3 separate regions of the Homo sapiens genome follow, and regions 1 and 2 are each linked to region 3. A link is a contact called in ENCODE Hi-C or POLR2A ChIA-PET data. All regions are on one chromosome and are shown on one strand. Each heading gives the region's core, a stretch centred on a gene start or an enhancer-like site at or near the end of the contact. The rest is flanking DNA. Distances are from core to core; before and after follow the strand shown.

Region 1 (2,700 bases), core at 123-2,622, 550 kb after region 3:
TTTTTGCTTTTGTTTGAGACAGGGTCTAGCTCTGTCACCCAGGCTGGAGTGCAATGGCTTGATTCGGCTCACTGCAGCCTCAGCCTCCTAAGTAGCTGGGACTACAGGCTTGCATCATCACACCTAACTAATTTTTTAATTTTATTTTTAGTAGAGACGAGGTCTTACTACATTGTCCAGGTTGGTCTCGAACTCCTGAGCTCAAGCAATCCTCCTGCCTCAGCCTCCTAAAGTGCTGTGATTAGAGATGTGAGCCACTCCACCCAGTCCTTATTTTTTGCTATTTACATTCCCTCCCCTAAATCATGTACTCGAGAGCAGGGACTATGTCAGCACCCGGTTCCCTATCCAGTTATTGTAAGGATTCAATAAAAATTTGCTGAATTCATTAAAAAGAAAATAGGTCTTCCATCTCCACCCACTCCTCTACTAACCCTTTTCCCAAAAGTTCTCGATGGTTCCCACACCAAGTTACCCCAGTTCAGTTCTTCAGTCTCCTGCAGACATTCCTGAGTCCCATTCCCAGCCACTCACTCTCCATCATCTGCCCTGGAAACTTCCCACCCACAGGCCGGGCTCGGTGGCTCGCGCCTGTAATCCCAGCACTTAGGGAGGCCGAGACGGAATGAGTGCTTGAACCCAGGAGTTTAAGCAACTATAGCGAGACCCCTGTCTCTACAAAATATACAAAAAAATCAGCCGGGCGTGGTTGCACGTGCGCCTGTGGTCCCAGCTACTCGGGAGGCTGAGGCAGGAGAATCAACTGAGCCGGGGAGGTGGATGCTGCAGTGAGCCATGATCACGCCACTGCACTCCAGCCTGGGCGACAGAGCAAGACCGTGTCAAACAACAACAAAAAAACTTCCAGCCGCAGGAGTCCCATTAACGTACCCATTTAGTCATTCACTCGTCAAAAGTCCCGTACGTGCCCATTTCTCAGCCCTACTCCCTAAACCCCTAAACCCAACCTTCTCGCCCCAAGATGAGCTGCTGAAAATCCTTCACGCCACTGCTCGGCCCCATAAGGCCTATCCAGCCCGTTCCGTTTGAACCCCATACATCCCTTCGTCCTCGGGACCCCCCTCCAGCCCTCCTCAAGCGCCCCTCGTCAGTCTGGCCTCCACGCCCCGTCCCCTCAGCCCGCCAACCTCACTGCCACGACCCTGCGTGGCCCCTGCCGAGCCCGCGGGCAGCACCTGGCCTGTGCCTCGTCCAGGCTCTGGTCGGTGATGGCCATGATCTGCTGCAGGACGTCGCTCGTGTCGAGGCGCCGCGGGGCGGGGGGCGATGGCGCGGGGCGCGGCGGGGCGGCCATGAGCGGCAGGGCCGGGCGGGCGCTGTGAGGGTGCCGTCGAGCCTGGAGCACTACCACTGGCGCCGCAGCCAACCGCCGCTGCCTGAGCGCCGCGCCCGCTCTCGCTCGCGCCTAAGCCACGCCCACCGCCGCTATCGCCAGCCAACCCGTGTATTGCACCGCCTACAGACACGCCCCTTCATCTCCGTCAGCCAACCGGCGCCACGCACCGCCCCCGGGACTCGCCCCGAACTTCCCCCTCTCCGGGCTTGGACTGGGTTTGGGGTTGCCGAGGCAACGGCACTTCTCATAAGCGCCCTCCTTCCCCTTGAGAGAGGGCAGCGCTGGCTCCGCTCCAGCCAGAGGCCCCCATCCCTCACATCTCGCGCGGTGCACGCCTCCTTCAGCCCCACTCGCATCTCCTCAGAGTTCCTGCTCCTCCTCAGGGCCCCCTTCTCCTCAAAGCCCTCGGTCCTCAGAGACCCTCACTCCCCAGAGCACCCCAACTCTTCCTCCAAGCCACCCCCTCCTCCTCAGAACCCCACACCTCTTATAGCTTGATCGACAGCCCCCATTCATTTCCAGAAGCCCCAAGCCCCAGACCCCTGCTCAGTCCCCCTAATGCTCCCTGCATCCTCAGCCCCATCAGGTGGGCCACTGGGGCCCCTGGCTCTTCCTCTAGAGCTTTCCACGCCCCGTTCACCTGGCTAAGGCGGGGCGCAGGCGTGCGTGGTTGATGGCAACGAGGAGGTCAGAACGCAGCGCTTTTCTCCACTGCAGAAATCAATTCCAGTCACCTTTCAAGGTCCAGCTGAAGAGTGACCTCGCTTGTTTATTCATCTTCGCAGATTACAGTTCTGGGCATAGAAAATGCTACCACGTGGTTACCGAATGAAGGAAGGATGTTTACTGAGAGACTCCCCTGCAGTGTACCCCAAATCAGAGCGAATCCTCACATCTTTGTTTCTAGTCCTTAGGACACAGCATCGAAGGCTCCTAGTGCACAAGAAAAGGAACTGGGCGGTGGCTCATGCCTGTAATCCTAGCACTTTGGGCGGCAGAGGCGGGAGGATCACTTGAGCACGGGAGTTTGAGACCAGCTTGGGCAACATAGTGAGACCCCGTGGTGGTGCACGCCTGTGGTCCCAGCTATTTGGGACTTGAGAGGCTGAAGTGGGAGGATCACTTGGGCCTGGGAATTTGAGGCTGCAGTGAGCCATGATTGCACCACTGCACTGCAGCCTGGTTGACGGAGACCAGGTCTCAAAAAAAAAAAAAAAAAAAAAAAGTAATGGCCTGGACATGAATCTCTTCTCCAAAGTCACAGAACCTCCTGGAGCCTATTTGCTATGAGGACAGTCTCCAGATGTGGGCTCAGTAAAAGGTCCTCAGCCTGCTGGCTGGGA
Region 2 (2,700 bases), core at 132-2,631, 890 kb before region 3:
GGGTAAGCACCAAAGTTGGGGTGGTGAGTCTTGGGGAGCCTTTGCCAACGGTTTGGTCGTCTGAGGGATGGGCTCGGGGACCATCCAGCCACTGGGACTTCAGAGAAGCTCCGGCTCCCAAACCAGCTACTGTGTGTGTGGCCAGGGTCTTCCCCACAACTAGAGGGGGGCACAGCTGGGGACTCAGGTATATCTTCCAGCTGGGTGTGGGACATTTTCTTCCCTAGGATCCGATGTGTCTTGCCCTGAATGTAAGGCCTGGCAGGGTTGGAATGTCTCAGTTATTCCCCCAACACTCCAGCCTCCATCTGGGCCTTTTTTCCAGGCTATTCTCTCTGCCTTCACTGTTGGGGCCACTGTCCTGTGTAGGCACCAAGGCCTGACCATGCCATCCAGAAGCCCCAGCCTGGGACAACTCTCCCCCACCTGCCTCTGAGCCCTCCATGGTGACTCTTGTTCCCCAAACCTTATCCTTCTCCCCATTACACAGAAGGGAAAGCTGAGGCTCTGTCACTCAAATCCAAAGCCAGGTGGACTCCAAGCCACCCCACCCCTATCCCAGACAGCACAGGCTGCCTCTCTCCCCCATGGGCGTCCCTTGAAGGCCAGGTTGCCCCCCACCCCCCACAAGCCTTGAACGATGAAAAGAAGGAAGGCCAGTTCTCTTCACCCCAAGCCAGAAGTGGGGCTGGGTGGGTACCCTAGAGAAATGACACGCCACTCCCTGCGCCAGCTTCTGCTTTCCGGCGTGGCTGTGGTCAAGCCTGAGTCAGTCCCACGGGACCACGGTGAGGGGTCTGGAGCGTCGGGGTCAGGAGTTTGAGGGGGGAAGGGTTGAGGGGCAGGATGTGGGGGTTGGGTGTGAGGGAGGTCACGGGCGAGACTGGAGGGAGGAGACCTGGCCACACAGGCCTTGCCCACTCTCGGGGGCCTGAATATTTCAGTTACTCCCCCAAAACCCCGGCCTCCATCCCATCCCCAGCCTCCATCCGACGTCACCCCTGTTAGGTCACAGGCCCACTCTGAGAGTGGGTCTCGGGCCTCAAGTCCCCTAGCCGCCCCTAGAAGGTCTAGGGGTGCGTGGAGACACCACCATTCCTCTCAGCCTGTGTCTGTCTCAAAGGCCCCACCTCACCTCCCCTAAAGGTAGTCTTGCGCCAGGGCTCACGTGCCTGGGCAGGGCTGATTGCCAAGGGGCCCAATGGCCTCGTGACTGGGGACCCAGCACCTGGCAGGGGTGGGGGTGGGACACTCAGAGGAAGGAGTGGAGGAGGGAGAGACGCTGGCCCGGGACCCGAGGGGCGTGGGCATCGGGAGGCGGGCCCGGGTTAGGGGCGGGACCGCCGCCTGGTTAAAGGCGCTTATTTCCCAGGCAGCCGCTGCAGTCGCCACACCTTTGCCCCTGCTGCGATGACCCTGTCGCCACTTCTGCTGTTCCTGCCACCGCTGCTGCTGCTGCTGGACGTCCCCACGGCGGCGGTGCAGGCGTCCCCTCTGCAAGCGTTAGACTTCTTTGGGAATGGGCCACCAGTTAACTACAAGGTAGGGACGGCGACAGGGCGGGCAGGCTGGAGGGAACAGGCGCCCTGTCGGGGCACGCGGCTCCTTCTTTCTCCCCAGACTTCACAGGGGAAGACCAGGGCCCCGAGGGGACGCTGTCCCTGCCGGGTTCCTGGAAAAACCCTGTTCAGTTCCCGGCGCTGCGGCCACACTCCCTCCGTGCCGTTTCGCTTTCGCATCCCGCATCTGAGAGGCGCAGCTGCCTCCACCCGCCTAGTCCCGCCCAAGGGTTCAATGAGCGCCTACTGTGTACTTTTGGGGCAGGAGCTGGGGTCTCCTTTTGTGGCCCAGGGCACAAGTTCAGCAGCTGGCCAAGGGCCGCCGGCATGCATTCTTGCTGCTACCCTTGATGCATTCATTCCAGCCAGGGCAGGGCTCGCGTGTCTTTGGGACCTATTAGGCAGATGCCCTAGAGGCTGAGCGACTTGCTCACCGCTCCAGCGACATGGGCCACCCGCCACCCCTCAGCTGAAGCCGGAAGTCAGCACCTATTAGGTGCCGCCTCTATTCAGTCGGACTTGGAAAGGGTTCACGTGGATCCCTTGCTCAGCTCAGAGGCAAGGTCTCCAGGTGAAGTGACAAGAAATGAGCATGGGCCAAGGCCGGAGGCGGTGGCTCATGCCTGTAATCCCAACACTTTGGAAGTCTGAGGCAGGCAGATCACGAGGTCAGGAGTTCGAGACCATTCTGGCCTACATGGAGAAACCCTGTCTCTACTAAAAATACAAAAATTAGCTGGGTGTGGTGGCATGTGCCTATAATCCCAGCTACTCAGGAGGCTGAGGCAGGACAATTGCTTGAACCAGGGAGTCGGGTGTTGCAGTGAGCCGAGATCGTGCCGCAGCACACCAGCCTAGCGACAGTGAGACTCCATCTCAAAAAAAAAAAAAAAAGTCTCAAAGTCAAGATTCCACCTGGCAAGTTCTGGAAGGCGTGCAAGATGAATTGCGTATCACAGCCCCCTTTCTACAAGACTACCAAGTGGGGTTGAGAGAAGTGGGGAACTGCCCAGGGCTACACCTGCCTCCCACGCCTTCCTAATCCACAGACAGGCAATCTATACCTGCGGGGGCCCCTGAAGAAGTCCAATGCACCGCTTGTCAATGTGACCCTCTACTATGAAGCACTGTGCGGTGGCTG
Region 3 (2,700 bases), core at 186-2,685:
ATCTGGAAACATTTGTAGCCCTCTCCATCCTGAAGATGAAGGGTGAGTCATAGAACAGAGTGGCTTCGGGGGAGGTGCCGATGACACAGCCATGCCTGGGATGGCAGGTGTCTCCCTAAACTGCCGGCATTTTTCTGCACTTCACAGAGGAGCTGAGGCTCACAGGCCGCACATGACCTGCTCAGGGTCAAATGCTTTCACCAGATAATTAAAATGAGAGCTGAGTTGTAAATTTTCCCAGGGAAGCAACCCCAGAGAGGAAAGATCAAGGCATAGGAATCATTTTCCCCCCTCTTTTCCAAATGAAACAGCTGAGGCTCACAAGGGCTTTTGCCCAAGGTTGTGTGGTGGGCCAGTGATTGGACAAGGATTCAAACCCAGGTCTCTGAGGCCCCCAGTGGCTCTTCTCTGACACACTCTTTCCAAAAAGCAGGCTGCTCTAGATTCATTCTCTGGTTTAGCAACCAGAGAATGCTGTGTAACCTTGGGCAAGGAGCTTGACCTCTCTGTGCTCTGGTTTCTGTAAAAGGAGCCAGTGGTCTCTCTGACCTCATGGGATTGTGGTTAAGATTCAGTTAATTCAAAAAAAGACTTGGCAGGGAGAAGGCCCAACAGGGATGTCACTGGATACCGTGGCGGGGAAAGCTGGGACGCAGAGAGGTCAGACACTCAGAAAACCACGCAGCGCGTTTCAGTAGGATTCCGCCCCTTATTTCCATGTCTTCACACCACCTCGAGATGGAGAGGGCAGTTCAGAGTGACCTCCAGCGAATCTGCCCTCTCCGTGTCGTCTGCAGGGGATTAGTGGGGAGTAAGGGGATAGAGAATTATCCAGGAGTCCTTCAGCCTTGATGGTCCAAGTTCACATCCGCTTCTGTGCTAGGTGGCCAGAGGGCGGGCTCTACACGAGAGCCTCAGGGGACCCTGCGCCAGGCGTCCGAGGCCACGTCGGGTTGCCGCGCTCCGGGTCGGACTGCACCTTGAACGCTCCAGCCCTCCCCTGGGGGCGTACCGCCCACGGCCGCTGCGACTGGCCGCGGGGCCTGCCAGTCTTCGGCTTTGCGGCCAATCCCGGTCTCCCCCCAAGCTACGCCCTCCGTTCCTCTCGCCTCTGCCCCACCGGTAGCGCCAGTTTCTTCGTAGCCCCGCCCCTGGCCCCCAGCGATTGGCCGACAGTTCTGCCTGTTTTCTGCCAAGATTCCAATCCTCGCCTGCCTCCAGGCCCTCGCCTCCCAGCGCCTAGCACCCTGAGGGACCACTCAGGCACCCCAGGCCTCTCCCAATAGCCCCACCTCTGCCAATCAGCGATTGGCTTTAGGGGCTGCCCATCTGCTTCATACTCGCCAATCACTGTCGCTTCCAGCGCTGACTGGCCAGGGAGCAGCCAATCGGGGCGTGGCGTGGACCCCTCCCGTGGCGCGCTCTGGGGGTGCGCGAGGCGGGGCCGTGGCGGCTGGAGGTAGCGGCGGCGGCGACGCGTCCGGGCCGGTGAGGGGGCGCGGGGGGCGCCGGGGGGGCCCAAGCGTCAGCGGCCCGCGCCTGTCGGGCTGAACTGAGGTGAGGCACGGGTCCTGTCATGGATCCCGGGGCGAGGGGCGGATGAGGCGGGGCATGACAGTAGCGTCGCGAGGGCAGGAAGAGGTTAAAGACCCCCCCCAACCCCACACTCCACGTCTACTGCCCCCTGGGGGCTACTGCATCCAGGTTTGAGCCCGTCACCCGCAGTCCACGCACGCCTGACACCACGTCCCTTTTCGTTGACATCCCCCATACACTTTAGACTGTCCTTGCTGACATCTCCCACACCCCTGGGGCCTTGTCCCCGGCGCCCCGCACAGCTGGGTCTGACATCCCCCTCACACACCTGACACCGCGCCCCCACTCACGAACACCCGCCCCCACTCACGAACACCCCCCACATCACCTGAGTCTGTCCTTGTCGATGACACCCCCACACCCACACCTGAGCCTGTGACTCCTAACTCATGGCCTCGCAACTCACACCTGGACCTAGTCCCGTCCCCCACTGCCTTTCCTCATATCCAGGTATCTGCTCGCTACTCTCGTGCCCACTCCCCCAGCAACCTGTGTCTCTCTTCTCAGGGACCTTCCCCCTGGCACCTGCCCTCTGCCCTGGCAGCCCCACACCTCTGTCTCCCCCTTTTCTCTCTCCCACCTTGGGCTTTCTTCCACGTGCACCTGTGTTCGCACACCCTCTGTAATAATCCCCCCGAATCCCCCAGGTCCTCCAATAGTCCCCCAAGCCTTGGTATCTCAGGATCGCTGCACCCTCCCCTCCCCAAACAAAAGCTTACCCCAGTGTTCATTTCTAACAGTGCTTGACAGTCTATAAAGTGATTTCCGGACCTTAGAATAATCCCATCTGTCAGACCAAACCGGAATCATCTCCATTTTACCAGCCACAGACCTAAACCACTTGAATGCTAGAGGCAGAGCCTATTCTACCCTGGGCATCGCTGACCCTCTGCTGTGGACCCACCGCGTTTGGGCCCATCTGTTATGTTTATCTCAGAGGGATTGGCAGGAGTCGTGACTTTGACTGGGTCCGGAAAGGCTTAGCTGGAAGGGACGGCCCCTCTGCCAAGCGTGTGTCTCGGAGTCCTGGGGCAGGCTGGCGGTGGAGACGCTGCCGGAGGAGGGGGGCTCATCATCTTGGGTGCCTCCTGCAGGATGCCGGAG

The links. Hi-C counts contacts between places; a loop is a spot of excess contacts on that map. ChIA-PET counts read pairs that join two places held with the same protein, here RNA polymerase II (POLR2A). Pooled maps may share reads with other maps.
Region 1: a pooled map shows a loop between it and region 3 (8-fold over the local background). The contact joins the promoter of PBX4 here to the promoter of SLC25A42 in region 3. A Hi-C loop is called at or near these places in 6 of 50 pooled maps.
Region 2: a pooled map shows a loop between it and region 3 (6-fold over the local background). The contact joins the promoter of IFI30 here to the promoter of SLC25A42 in region 3. A Hi-C loop is called at or near these places in 1 of 50 pooled maps. POLR2A ChIA-PET finds 5 or more read pairs at or near these places in 2 of 52 experiments (B cell and PC-3).

The regions. Positions count from the first base shown.
Region 1 is chr19:19,617,315-19,620,014 of GRCh38, forward strand. It overlaps PBX4 (PBX homeobox 4), which reads right to left and starts at 1,373. Exons shown (of 8, transcript NM_025245.3): 1 at 1,197-1,373. The coding sequence starts at 1,315. RefSeq lists a silencer at 1,155-1,364.
Region 2 is chr19:18,172,432-18,175,131 of GRCh38, forward strand. IFI30 (IFI30 lysosomal thiol reductase) reads left to right here and starts at 1,382. Exons shown (of 7, transcript NM_006332.5): 1 at 1,382-1,542; 2 at 2,609-2,700. The coding sequence starts at 1,411. RefSeq lists a silencer at 1,127-1,436 and enhancers at 1,747-1,816, 1,944-2,609.
Region 3 is chr19:19,062,559-19,065,258 of GRCh38, forward strand. SLC25A42 (solute carrier family 25 member 42) reads left to right here and starts at 1,436. Exons shown (of 8, transcript NM_178526.5): 1 at 1,436-1,557. LOC124904655 (a long non-coding RNA gene) reads right to left here and starts at 967. Exons shown (of 3, transcript XR_007067160.1): 1 at 632-967. RefSeq lists silencers at 908-1,077, 1,338-1,607.